2 separate regions of the Homo sapiens genome follow, and region 2 is linked to region 1. A link is a loop called in an ENCODE intact Hi-C map of the cell type or tissue named here. Cell type or tissue: natural killer cell. All regions are shown on one strand. Links, peaks and the distances in the headings refer to the core of each region. The heading gives the core; the rest is flanking DNA.

Evidence for each region. A loop is a pair of places that touch in the nucleus more often than their neighbours do. Peaks named below come from ENCODE experiments on the same cell type or tissue, not always from the same donor. Only the 100,000 strongest peaks of a DNase experiment are listed, where the experiment ranks them.
Region 2: it touches region 1 in a loop (2.3-fold over the local background); 1 of 110 quality-filtered maps calls a loop at or near these places.

The regions. Positions count from the first base shown.
Region 1 is chr9:84,269,044-84,275,011 of GRCh38, forward strand. No RefSeq gene overlaps it. Among named protein-coding and RNA genes, the nearest start is that of SLC28A3-AS1, 6.1 kb to the right of the region's middle. In natural killer cell, for the core only: no CTCF peak of the experiment used is centred there; a DNase peak (open chromatin) is centred at 2,618; H3K27ac peaks cover 329 bases.
Region 2 is chr9:84,022,197-84,028,164 of GRCh38, forward strand. No RefSeq gene overlaps it. Among named protein-coding and RNA genes, the nearest start is that of RMI1, 44 kb to the left of the region's middle. In natural killer cell, for the core only: no CTCF peak of the experiment used is centred there; no DNase peak of the experiment used is centred there.

The sequences.
Region 1 (5,968 bases), core at 712-4,711:
AGGAATAGACTGTTCAAAGAAGAGGACAGGCAAATGGCTCTTAAACATGCAGAAAGATGTCCAACCTCATTAAACAAGAGAAATGTAAATTAAAACAACACTGAGGTACCATTTCCTTTGCATTTTATAAACTAAAAGTTTAGTTAAATACTGCACTGTGTATGGTTGGTGGAAATATCAATTAGTCAAATCTTCATGGAGGACAAGTTGTCAATTTATTTCAAAATTACAAATGTACATGCACTAAGTTTCAGCAGTTCCATTTCTAGCAATTTCTCCTTTATAGGAGAAAATTTTGCCTACTTCACTCTTGTGCAATATACTCGTATAGTCACACCTGTGGGAAGCGACATAGGTAGAGGCTATTCACTGCAGCATGTTTTTTTTTTTTTTTTTGAGACGGAGTCTCGCTCTGTTGCCCAGGCTGGACTGCAGTGGCGCGATCTCGGCTCACTGCAAGCTCCGCCTCCCGGGTTCACTTCTCAGCCTCTCCTGTAGCTGGGCCTACAGGCGCCCGCCATCACGCCCGGCTAATTTTTTGTATTTTTTTAGTAGAGACGGGGTTTCACCGTGTTAGCCAGGATGGTCTCAATCTCCTGACCTCGTGATCCGCCCGCCTCGGCCTCCCAAAGTGCTGGGATTACAGGCGTGAGCCACCGCGCCTGGCCACTGCAGCTTTTTTTTGTTTTGTTTTTGTTTTTTGTAAAATATGGGACACTAAATAAATAGACTATGAAATAAATTATAGTAGAGGCATGTGATATATACAAAAGAATGAAGAAAGTTTTTATGTAGTGATTTGGAAAAAGCCCTAGGATATGTTAAACAAACAAACAAACAAACAAACAAAAAAAAGAGCAAGGAACAGAACCATGTATAGAGTATGCTGCTGTCTGTGAACCATGAGTACAGGGAGTTTACCCTCCTCCCCGCAAAGGAGAATCTATGGTTGCCCCTGTGGGTAAGCTGATGGTGTAGGACACACAGTTCTGGATTCAGCTTTTGCTGGTGAAATTGCTGGCTATCCCCTGATTGGGTAAACAAACCTAATTCCTCAGAGATCTACACAGTGCTCACCCCTCCCCAGCTGTCAGCCTTGTATCCAACTGTACTGGTACCATAATTTTTGATTCTCTGAGGGCTAGGACTTCTCTTTTCTTCCTGGACTCAGGGCAAGGATGGTCGGGCAAACTTGCTTTTGTCTTATTCATACCCAAAGCATCTGTGTTGTCAGTGTAAAAGGCTACTGAAGACATAAACCGTTTATAGTTCCAACACTGCAACTAGAAAATTCATCTTTAATCCAATGAGGATAACCTGGTATGTCATTTGCCAAAGGTTGTTATTAATACAAAGTGGATGCCAGTGGTTAGTGTATGAAATCACACATAAGCCCAGGCTTGCTGACTGGTTTCAACTACCATCTTTTTATTTAAGTGGACAGATATAACTGGGTGTCTTTGTTGTGTACAATGTCAGTGACTTTCTTCCTTGCTAGCAGAATCTGAGCTTTTGAGTACTGGAAATAGTCTGACTTTGTATTGGAAATATGTTATCTATTCCATGATTGATCATTTGGTTTTGTCCAGAGGCCTGGCATAAGATAGGAAACATGCTGTTGGCAGACAAATCTCTATGTGTCTCTGCACTTTTTGTATGTCTCGCGAGAAAAAAAATCATCACTAGTCATGAATTTGTGCAAGTATTTGACTACAATATTTATTGCTCATTTGTTAATAGTCATAAAATATAGGAAATATCCATGATGGCCAACCATAGGGGATAAGTTAAATTATGGTTCCTCATATAATGGAATGCCCTTCAGTGATTTTAAAATGATGATGTAAAAGAATATTTAATGTGGGAAAATGTTCTTGACATACTAAAGGGGAGGGGGAAAAGCTTCCTCAAAATAAATCACAGTAGTGTGATCTCATTTAAAAAGTGTTACACATACATACGCACACACACACACAGACATCGAATGGCGATACATCATGGATTATTAGCACTAGATATATTTTTGTAATGGGACATGGGTAAAGTTCTTATTTTCTTCTTAAAATGATGAATTTTTCTACAACAAATATGATTACGTTTGCAATGAAGCATTTTGCAAAAGCTATTATAAAAAGAGGAAGAGGTAAAATGCCTTCCTGAGTGCCTCTCCTAATCTAGTTAGCGAGACAACACAGGATATTCTGGAGCCACCTCCAGATTCCAAATCTCTGCCTTTGTCCTCTCAGGCCCATACAGATCCCCAGCCAGTTGCTGGGGAGACTATCGGGATCTGTGCGTTTCCTTGCCATTCATTTCTGGTCGCTGTCTGTGCTATACACCTCAGCAGAGGCACAGGTAAAAACCTTTAACCTGATTAAAATTCCCCTCAAGCATATTCCTGGTATTACTGGTAAGAGGAAGGAGAACGCATTTCAGAAATTAATTTCATCCTCATGTCATCAGAAAGGCCAGAAAAGAACAACCCCCTCCCCACCCATTTTAAATGCAATTTTGATTGGATTCTTTCTGAATACTTCAGTGGCTTTTGAGAAACAAAACAAAACAGCGTTCCTGAGCGCCCAGCTGCAGCCTCCTGCGAGCACATCATGTTCCGCACGTCTCGCTGGTTCGAGGACGCCTCGTCTGTTGCTATGGAAACAGAGTAGTCAAATCAGACTGCGACGGAGGACTCTACTGAGTCCCCGAGAACAAATTGTTTCCTTCTGTTTGGTTCCATTTGGTTTAAGTAGCGGGGGAGACCCTCGCTTTCTGGATAAACTATTTTCCCGGGCCGGACACTGATAAATGGATGGTTAAAGACAGCAAATAATCCTCAACTCGAGATGTCCTTGTCAGAACGGGCTGCGGCATTGAGTTTTGATGGGTGAATTCTAATGAGAATTAGGGTCTTTGTTTCGCACAAGTACTTTCAAGAACCGGCCAGCCTTTCCCATAAATGGGATTACATTTATTGTAGCCACTGAATAACAAAATTTTCAGCCGAATTTTCAGCCAACGGACGCTTCTGTAACTCGCAAGCTGCTTGAGGCAAAATCGGTTTCAGAGCGGGCAGAGCTCAACGCTCACGTACGTCAGGCTTTCTTGCACTACTTTCAAACTTCCAAGTGTTTTTCACATTTCTTGTTTCTTATGTTTTCATTCATGTTCCTGTACTATGAACATACGAAGTCAAATGCGAATGTAACTCTTACTTTTATTGGAGACTAAGAAAAGCCAAGTGATTTTTCTCAAAATGCAGCAACCGGCTGTTACGTGGCACAGGGCCCGGCTAATCAAATCCTATTCAACCATCAGTGACCGCACGGTGCTCTGGTTGCCCTGTTATTCCCTTTTGAGACTCAGTCATCACTGGTCTCCCATTTTGTGGCCTGAAGCCAACAATTTTCTAAATCCCTGTGAAGAACAACAGATAAGTAAAGAGGCTCTGAAGATTAGGAGGGAGAGAAAGGGCCACAGGAAACAAACTACCGTGTGGGTAAATCACACCTGCACATCCCAATTCATATTTCCAGAGCGTAACATATTCTGAAATACCTAAAGAATGTGTGGAAAATAGAAGTTCTTCAAAAACAAATATTCTGTAAAAACTAAAAGCAACCTAAATGTCCATCAAGAGTAGAATGGATATAAAAATTGTGGTATACAGTGAACTACTACTCAGCAATAAAGACAGAACAACCTACTGGATAAAACATAAACATTATGTTGGGTGAGGAAAACAAGGAACAAAAGAGCATGCATTGTATAATTCCATCTATATGAAATTCTCTCTAATCTATAGGGGAAAGAAAAGTAATCAGGCTTGCCTGGAGGGATAGGGGTGAGATTGGGGTACTAGGGAACTTTCTAAGAAAGTCAGTGAGCTACATTTGACTGGGGTGATTGTCATGTGAGTGTACACATTTGTCAAGATGCATCGAACTGTTTACATAGAATCTGTGCATTTACATACATAAATTATATCTCAACGAAGAAAAAGAAAGTATTTTATAGCCTTTCTCTGTGGGGTATTCTTTTAAGTGCTTTACATGCGAATGTACTTAATCCTCACAAAAATATGAGGGAGAAGTATGTTTATTTGCATTTTACAGATGGGGAAACTGAGACAGAGTGGTTACATAAATTTCCAAGGTAATGAATCTAGTGACTGGTGGGGCCAAGATTTGAGCCCTGGCAGTCCAGCTCCAGAGCTGGGCTCTTGGCTGCTGGATCACATTTCCATACCTACTAGAAGCAGCAACCAGCTTGTTCTCTGTTTCCTAGAAGAGCTTTTCCAAATATGATAGCAGAACAATTGCTCATATAGAGAGAATCCAGCTACACTTATTTATGCATTTATTTATGTTGGCTTTTGGGATACTTCTAATAATTCCATTTAGCATCAACATAGTCAACACTACTAAACTGTAGGCTTGCATTGCACATGATCAAGAAGGCCAATCTCCTGAACTTTGTTTGCTAATCATTGTACAACACAGTTGATATTATAAGACAAGCAAAATTATTTACCTGATTTTGCTAAGAGGAAGGGGGAAATGTGAAAGTGATTCAGGCATTGGGCTAGAGAGAAGACTCATCCACTCTGATATTATAGCTTATTGTATTGTTTATCATATATAGAGAAAAATTCACATTGACATCAAAATACTAACTGACTGACTATAGGAGAGGAAGATTTTCAATTTCTCAATTTGCAACGTTTAAGACAAGTGTGCATTTTTAATGAGATTCTGTAAGTTAGCCAGTCAACTGTTCTTGCTTGTGTGAAGGTTAGCTATTTTGCAGTCCTCATTCATTCACTCATTCATTGGTTAAACAAATATTTACTGAATGTCTACCGAATGCCAGGTACTAGGTACTGAAGATACATAAGAACTAGTATTCTAGAGGTTAGACATATGGACAAATAATCATGGAATGAGATAGGCACCCTGCAGTTGAAAGGATTTCATTTAGACCAGGGAATACTGCCCCAACTCTGCTCTTGGCCATAGTGATCTGTGGGTTTGCCAGTTCTGCATGACCAGAAGGTGGAAGGAGAGATGAAGCATTTCTGAATGACCTAAGGTTTTCCTATCCTCTTATTTTATGAATATTATTGGAAGCATGGCCAGTACTTGGAAGAGGTAGGCTCTAATTCTTTGTGTTCATATGGCTTGTAAGACTTCAGTTTTTTCCTAATCCTGGTTTCTCATGGCAAAGTGGTTGGTTGTCAGTGGCCAGAGGACTAAATTTCAAGGTTGTCACTTGAGTACTTTTCTCTGTTCTGTGGCTATAGGCTATATCCCTAATACCAGCCACTGTCCTTCCATTTTGCAAAATGCATAATGGTTAAGAAGGGCTGACTTGATGTAGGTTCACTGTTTAATCTCCAAAGTTTCCTGGAATGAAAATGCAAAGTAGCCCACTAATAAACAGGTTTAAAGTACTCATTCTATAACCAAGGAGCAGTCACATTGCCTTTGTGATATAAAGGAAAATATCATTGTCATCACAAGGTTGTGTAGTTTTTAGAGCTAGAAAAAGAAAAGTCTACGCTTTTCTTCCTGCTTGAGCTTAAAACAAAATTAAGTAACAGGCTGTAAAGAGCAGCCTTTCTTTGGACCATATGGTTCATTAGCACCACATGGTGTACCTGTACCAGAGACAGTTATTGAGTCCTACGCTCCTACCTTTGTAAAATGTGAGTGATTGCCTCCCCTTGCCCCACTCCCGTACAGTCAGGGTAACTTAATCCTTCCTGGCACACTGTGTCCTTGTTGGCTTATAATACCTTCTTTATAAGCATACTTGATTTTTGGAATTGTTCTGTAACTGGAAATCAGTCTTATTGGACAAGTGCACATCTTAAGCTGTTCACAGTGCCCTACCAGCCTAATTAAACTACAGAAATATGAAAGCAATCAAGTGGGAGCATTTGCAAAATGAATGCCTGTTAGTAATCTGC
Region 2 (5,968 bases), core at 757-4,756, 250 kb before region 1:
TCTACAGCTTCATGGTCTTGTTTTTTCTCTAAATTTATTGGTATAAAATTCTAAGGCCATATTTACAGATATCCTAGGAGGTGACAGAAATATTGCATCCTGAAGAATTTCATTTTAAGAGACCCAGGAAATACTTAGTTAAGTATATACCTAATTAACTATGTTTGAAAGATGATTCTAAAATGAATCAAGTTATCTTTGCTCTGGATTATCCAACTTTGCATTCCTTATATTTAGTCATTAATTGCTACATATTATTTGACTTCTTTGGAACTCTTTCTAACTATTTTAAAATGTTTTCAATCAGAAGCAATGGAAAAGAACAATATCCAGAGAAATGGATAACAACTGGAAAGGGAAAGTGGAATGGTTTAAAGTGGCACACATAAAAGATGTTTGTTCTTACATCCTTTTCCACTGAAGTCTTATTCTTCTCTTTTTTGAGACACAGTCTCGCTCTGTTGCCCAGGCTGGAGTATAGTGGTGCAATCTCGGCTCACTGCAAGCTCTTCCTCCTGGGTTCACACCATTCTCCTGCCTCAGCCTCCTGAGTAGCTGGGACCACAGGCGCCCGCCACCACGCCTGGCAATTTTTTTGTATTTTTAGTAGAGACGGGGTTTCACTGTGTTAGCCAGGATGGTCTCGATCTCCTGACCTCATGATCTGCCCACCTCAGCCTCCCAAAGTGCTGGGATTACAGACGTGAGCCACCGCGCCCAGTCTTGAAGTCTTATTCTTAAGGGACTTGCATAAAAGAGAATGTGTCAGACAGGCCATGCTAAGAAGACCAGTTAATACTTTCCAACAAATATTGCTTTATATACGCGAGCGCAGGTATTTTCTGGAACTTCTGTGTTTGAATATAGCAATCTATACATGTTATACTAGAAACCTGTTTTTGGATATTCAGTATATATCCTGGCAACCCATCATCAAATTTACTCTTTGACTTTCTTTTCAGTTGTGCCATCGAGAATAGACAAGTCATGTTTCCCCAAACTTCAGTTTTCTTATTTATCCAGTCAAAATACTGGACCAGATGACCTCCAAGACCTCATCCTTCCATAAAATTCCACGATTCTATTACTTAGATCTTCTTACTTTATTTTTAGTGGTTCATAATATGTCTTTTGATCAATACCTTAGAGTATAATTTACATATGTTTAAATATACAAATTTTAAATGTATTGCTCAATGGCTTAATAAAAATAGCTTTATTGGGATATAATTAACGTGCCACGAAATTCACCTGTTTAATGTGTACAGTTCAATGGTTTTTAGTATATTTAAAGATTTTTTTTTTTTTTGAGACAGAGTTTCCCTCTTATTGCCCACGCTGGAGTGCAATGGCGCAATCTCGGCTCACCGCAAGCTCCGCCTCCTGGGTTAAAGCAATTCTCCTGCCTCAGCCTCCCGAATAGCTGGGATTACAGACATGCGCCACCAGGCCCTGCTAATTCTGTATTTTTAGTAGAGATGGGGTTTCTCCATGTTGGTCAGGCTGGTCTCTAACTCCTGACCTCAGGTGATCCGCCTGCCTTGGCCTCCCAAAGTGCCGGGATTACAGGCGTGAGCCACCACATGTGGCCTATATTTAAAGATTTTTATACCTATCATCACAGTCTAATTTTAGAAAATTTTTATCACCCTAAAAGAAACCTGGTACCCATTAGCAGTCGCTCCTGTCCTCCCTTTCTCTTTACCCTGCCAGTTCTTGGGAACCACTGGTCTACTTGCTCTTTCCATATATTTAATATTTGTCTATTTTGGCCCTTGTTTTTTTTTTTTTTTTTTTTTTTTTTTTGAGTCTAGGTCTTGCTTGGTCACCCAGGCTAGAGTGCAGTGGTGACATCATGGCTCACTACAGTATTCTGGCCCTTTCATAGGAATGAAATCTTACAATGTGTCATCTTTTGTGACTGACTTATTTCATTTGGCATAATGTTTTCGAGATTCATCCACGTTGCAGCAAGTATCAACACTTCATTCCTTTTTTTTGCCAAATAGTGTTCATTTTGTGCATGTACCACATTTTATTTATCCATTCATCAGTTGATGAAAATTTAGGCTGTTTCTACTTTTGGTTATTATGAATAATGTTGCTATGAACAATTGTGTTCCTGTGGACATGTGTTTCTATTTCTCTTCGCTACATACCAGGAGAATTGCTGGGTCATATGGTTCTCTACTTTTAATATTTTGAGGCACTGCCAAACTGTTTTCCAGAGCGGTTGCACCATTTTACATTCCCATTAACATGTACAAGGATTTCCATTTCTCCACATCTTTGCTAACAATTATTACTAAGTTTTGTTGTTGTTGTTGTTTTGTTTTTTGTTGTTGTTGTTTTGAGATGGAGTTTTACTCTTTTTGCCCAGGCTGGAGTGCAATGGCATGATCTTGGCTCACTGCAACCTCTGCCTCCCAGGTTCAAGGGGTCCTCCTGCTACAGCCTCCCAAGTAGCTAGGATTACAGGCACGCACCAACATGCCCAGCTAATTTTTGTATTTTTAGTAGAGACAGAGTTTCGCCATGTTGGCCAGGCCATTGTTGAACTTCTGACCTCAAGTGATCTGCCCGCCATGGCCTCCCAAAATGCTGGGATTACAGACGTGAGCCACTGCACCCGGCCAATTATTACTAAGCATTAAAATTAATTAATATTATCTTTTTGATTATAGCTATTCTAATAGATGTGAAGTGGTATCTCATTATTCCATGACTTTTAAGTTACCTACCTCTTTGTGACCTCCACCTACATGAAAATATGTGATGTTTCTATTCCTCCTGAAAATTTCTTTGGTACCTTTCTTCAGTAAACACTAGTTGCCTGCCCCTGGGTAACTACTCTTCTGACATCTACCACTGTAGATTAGTTTTGCCTGTTCTTGAATTTCATATAAATGCAACAAAACAGTATGTATGATTTATATATCAAAGCACATGAATGTTCATAGCAGCATTATTCATAGTAGGCAAAAAGTGGAGGTAACTCAAGTGTCTATCAACTGATGAATGAATAAACGACATATGGTATATCCATAAAATGGAATACTGACATAACTTAAAAAGTACTACCTAAAGTAGCAAGTGCTGATGTAGAAGCTGCAGCAAATTACCCAGAAGGTCTAGCTAAGGTCATTGATAAAGGTGGCTACACTGGAGAAAATTTCAATGTAGACAAAACAGCCTTAAATTGGAAGTAGATGCTGTCTAGAATTTATACAGCTAGAGAGGAGAAGTCAACACCTAGCTTTAAAGCTTCAAAAGACAGGCTGACGTTATTGTTAGGGGCCAATGCAACTGGTGACATGTGGTTGAAGCTGATGCTCATTTACCATGTTTAAAATCCTGGAGCCCTTAAGAATTACGTTGGCTAAGTATGAGGGCTCACACCTGTAATCCCAGCATTTTGGGAGGCTGAGGTGGGTGGATTACTTGAGTCTAGGAGTTCAAGACCAGCCTGGGTACCATGGCGAAAAACAGTCTCTACAAAATATACAATTAGCCAGGTGTGGGTGTGCCTGTGGTCCAAGCTACTTGGGAGACTGAGGTGGGAGGATCACCTGAGCCTGGGGAGACCAAGGCTGCAGTGAGCCATGATTGTGCCATTCCAGCCTGGGCAACAGTGAGACTCTATCTCAAAGAAGGAGAATTATTTTAAGTCTACTCTACCTGTGTTCTATACGTGGAACAACAAAGCCCAAATGACAGCACATCTATTGACAGCGTAATTTACTAAACAATTTAAGCCCACTGTTGAGACCTATTCCTCAGAAAAAAATATTCTTTTCAGAATATCACTGTTCTTTGACAGTGCACCTGGTCACCCAAAAGCTCTAATGGAGATGTATGAGGAGATTAATATTTTCATGCCTGCTAAAACAATATCCATTCTGTAGCTCATGGATTAAGGAATAATTTTTCCTTGATCTTAATTTTTCAAGTTGTTGTTGTTGTTGTTGTTGTTGTTGTTCTTCTTCTTCTTCTTCTTCTTCTTCTTCTTCTCCTCCTCCTCCTCCTTCTTCTCCTTCTTCTCCTTCTTCTTCTTCTTCTCCTTCTTCTCCTTCTCCTCCTCCTCCTCCTCCTCCTCCTCCTCCTCCTCCTCCTCCTTCTTCTTCTTCTTCTTCTTCTTCTTCTTCTTCTTCTTCTTCTTCTTCTCCTTCTTCTTCTCCTTCTTCTTCTCCTTCTTCTTCCTTCTTCCTTCTTCTTCCTTCTTTCTTCTTCTTCATCTTTTTTATTTGAGAGTCTCACTTTGTCACCCAGGCTGGAGTGCAGTGGGATGATCTTGGTTCACTGCAACCTCTGACTCCTGGATTCAAGCAATTCTCATGCCTCAGTCCCCTGAGTAGCTGGGATTATAAGCGTGCGCCACCACACCTGGCTAATTTTTGTATTTTTAGTAGAGACAGAGTTTCACCAAGTTGGCCGGGCTGGTCTTGAACTCCTGACCTCAAGTGATCCACACACCTAGACCTCTTAAAGTGCTGGGATTACAGGCATGAGCCACCGCACCTGGCCATGTCTTATTATTTAAGAACTACATCTCATAAGGCTATAGCTGCCTTAGATAGTGATTCCTCTGATGGATCTGAGCAAAGTAAATTGAAAATTTTCTGGAAAGGATTCACCATTCTAGATGCCATTAAGAACATTTATGGTTCATAGGAGGAGGTGAAAATATCAACATTAACAGGAGTTTGGAAGAAGTTGATTCCAACTCTCATGGATGACTTTGCAGGGCTCAAAACTTCACTGGAGGAAGGAACTACAGAGGTGGTGGAAATAGCAAGAGAACTAGAATTAGAAGTGGAGACTGAAGACGTGACTGAATTGCTGCAATTTCATAATAAAACTTGAAAGGATGAGGAGTTACTTTTTATGGATGAGAAAAGAAAGTGATTTTTTGAGATGGACTCTACTTCTGGTGAGGATGCTACAAACGTGGTTGAGATGATAACACAAGATTTAGAACAGTACATAAACTTAGATGATAAAGCAGTGGCAGGGATTAAGAAGATTGACTTCAATTCTGAAAGAATTTCTACAGTAAGTAAAATGCTATCAAACAGCATTGCATGCTACAGAGAAATCTGTCATGAAAGGAAGAGTCAGTCAATATGGCAGACTTCATTGTTGTCTTATTTTAGAAATTGCCTTAGCCACCACCCTGATTAGTCAGCAGCCATCAACATCCAGGCACGGCTGGGCGTGGTGGTTCATGTGTGTAGTCCCAGCACTTTTTCAGGCCAACGTAGGAGGATCACTTGAGGCCTGGAGTTTGAGACCAGCATGGGCAACAAAGGGAGACCTTGCCTTTACAAATAAATAAATAAATAAAAATTTAGCTGGGCATAGTGGTGCACACCTGTGGTCTCACGTACTCAGGAGGCTGATGTGGGAGGATCACTTGAGCCCCAGAAGTCTGAGGCTTGCAGTGAGCTATGATCATACCACTGCACTCCAGCCTGGGTGACAGAGCAAAACCCTGTCTCTAAAATAAAAAAAAAAAAAAAAAATCAAGGCAAGACCCTCTACCAGCCAAACTATTATTACTTGCTTGCTGAAGGCTCAGATGATCAGTAGCGTTTTTTAGCAATACGGTATTTAAAAATTAAGGTATCATTTTTTTTTAAGACAAATGCTGTTGTATACTTAATAGACTACAGTATCATGTAAACATAGTTTTTTTTGGGTTTGGGGAACAGGGTCTCGCTCTGTCACCTGGGCTGGAGTGCAGTGGCATGATCTCGGCTCACTGCAACCTCTGCCTCCCAGGCTCAAGTGATCCTCCCACCTCAGCCTCCCGAGTAGCTGGGACTACAGGCATGCATCACCACGCCCGGCTAATTGTTTGTATTTTTTGTAGAGATAGGGTTTCACGATGTTGCCCTGGCTGGTCTCGAACTCCTAGGCTCAAGTGATCCACCTGCCTCAGTCTCTCAAAGTGCTGGGATTATAGGCA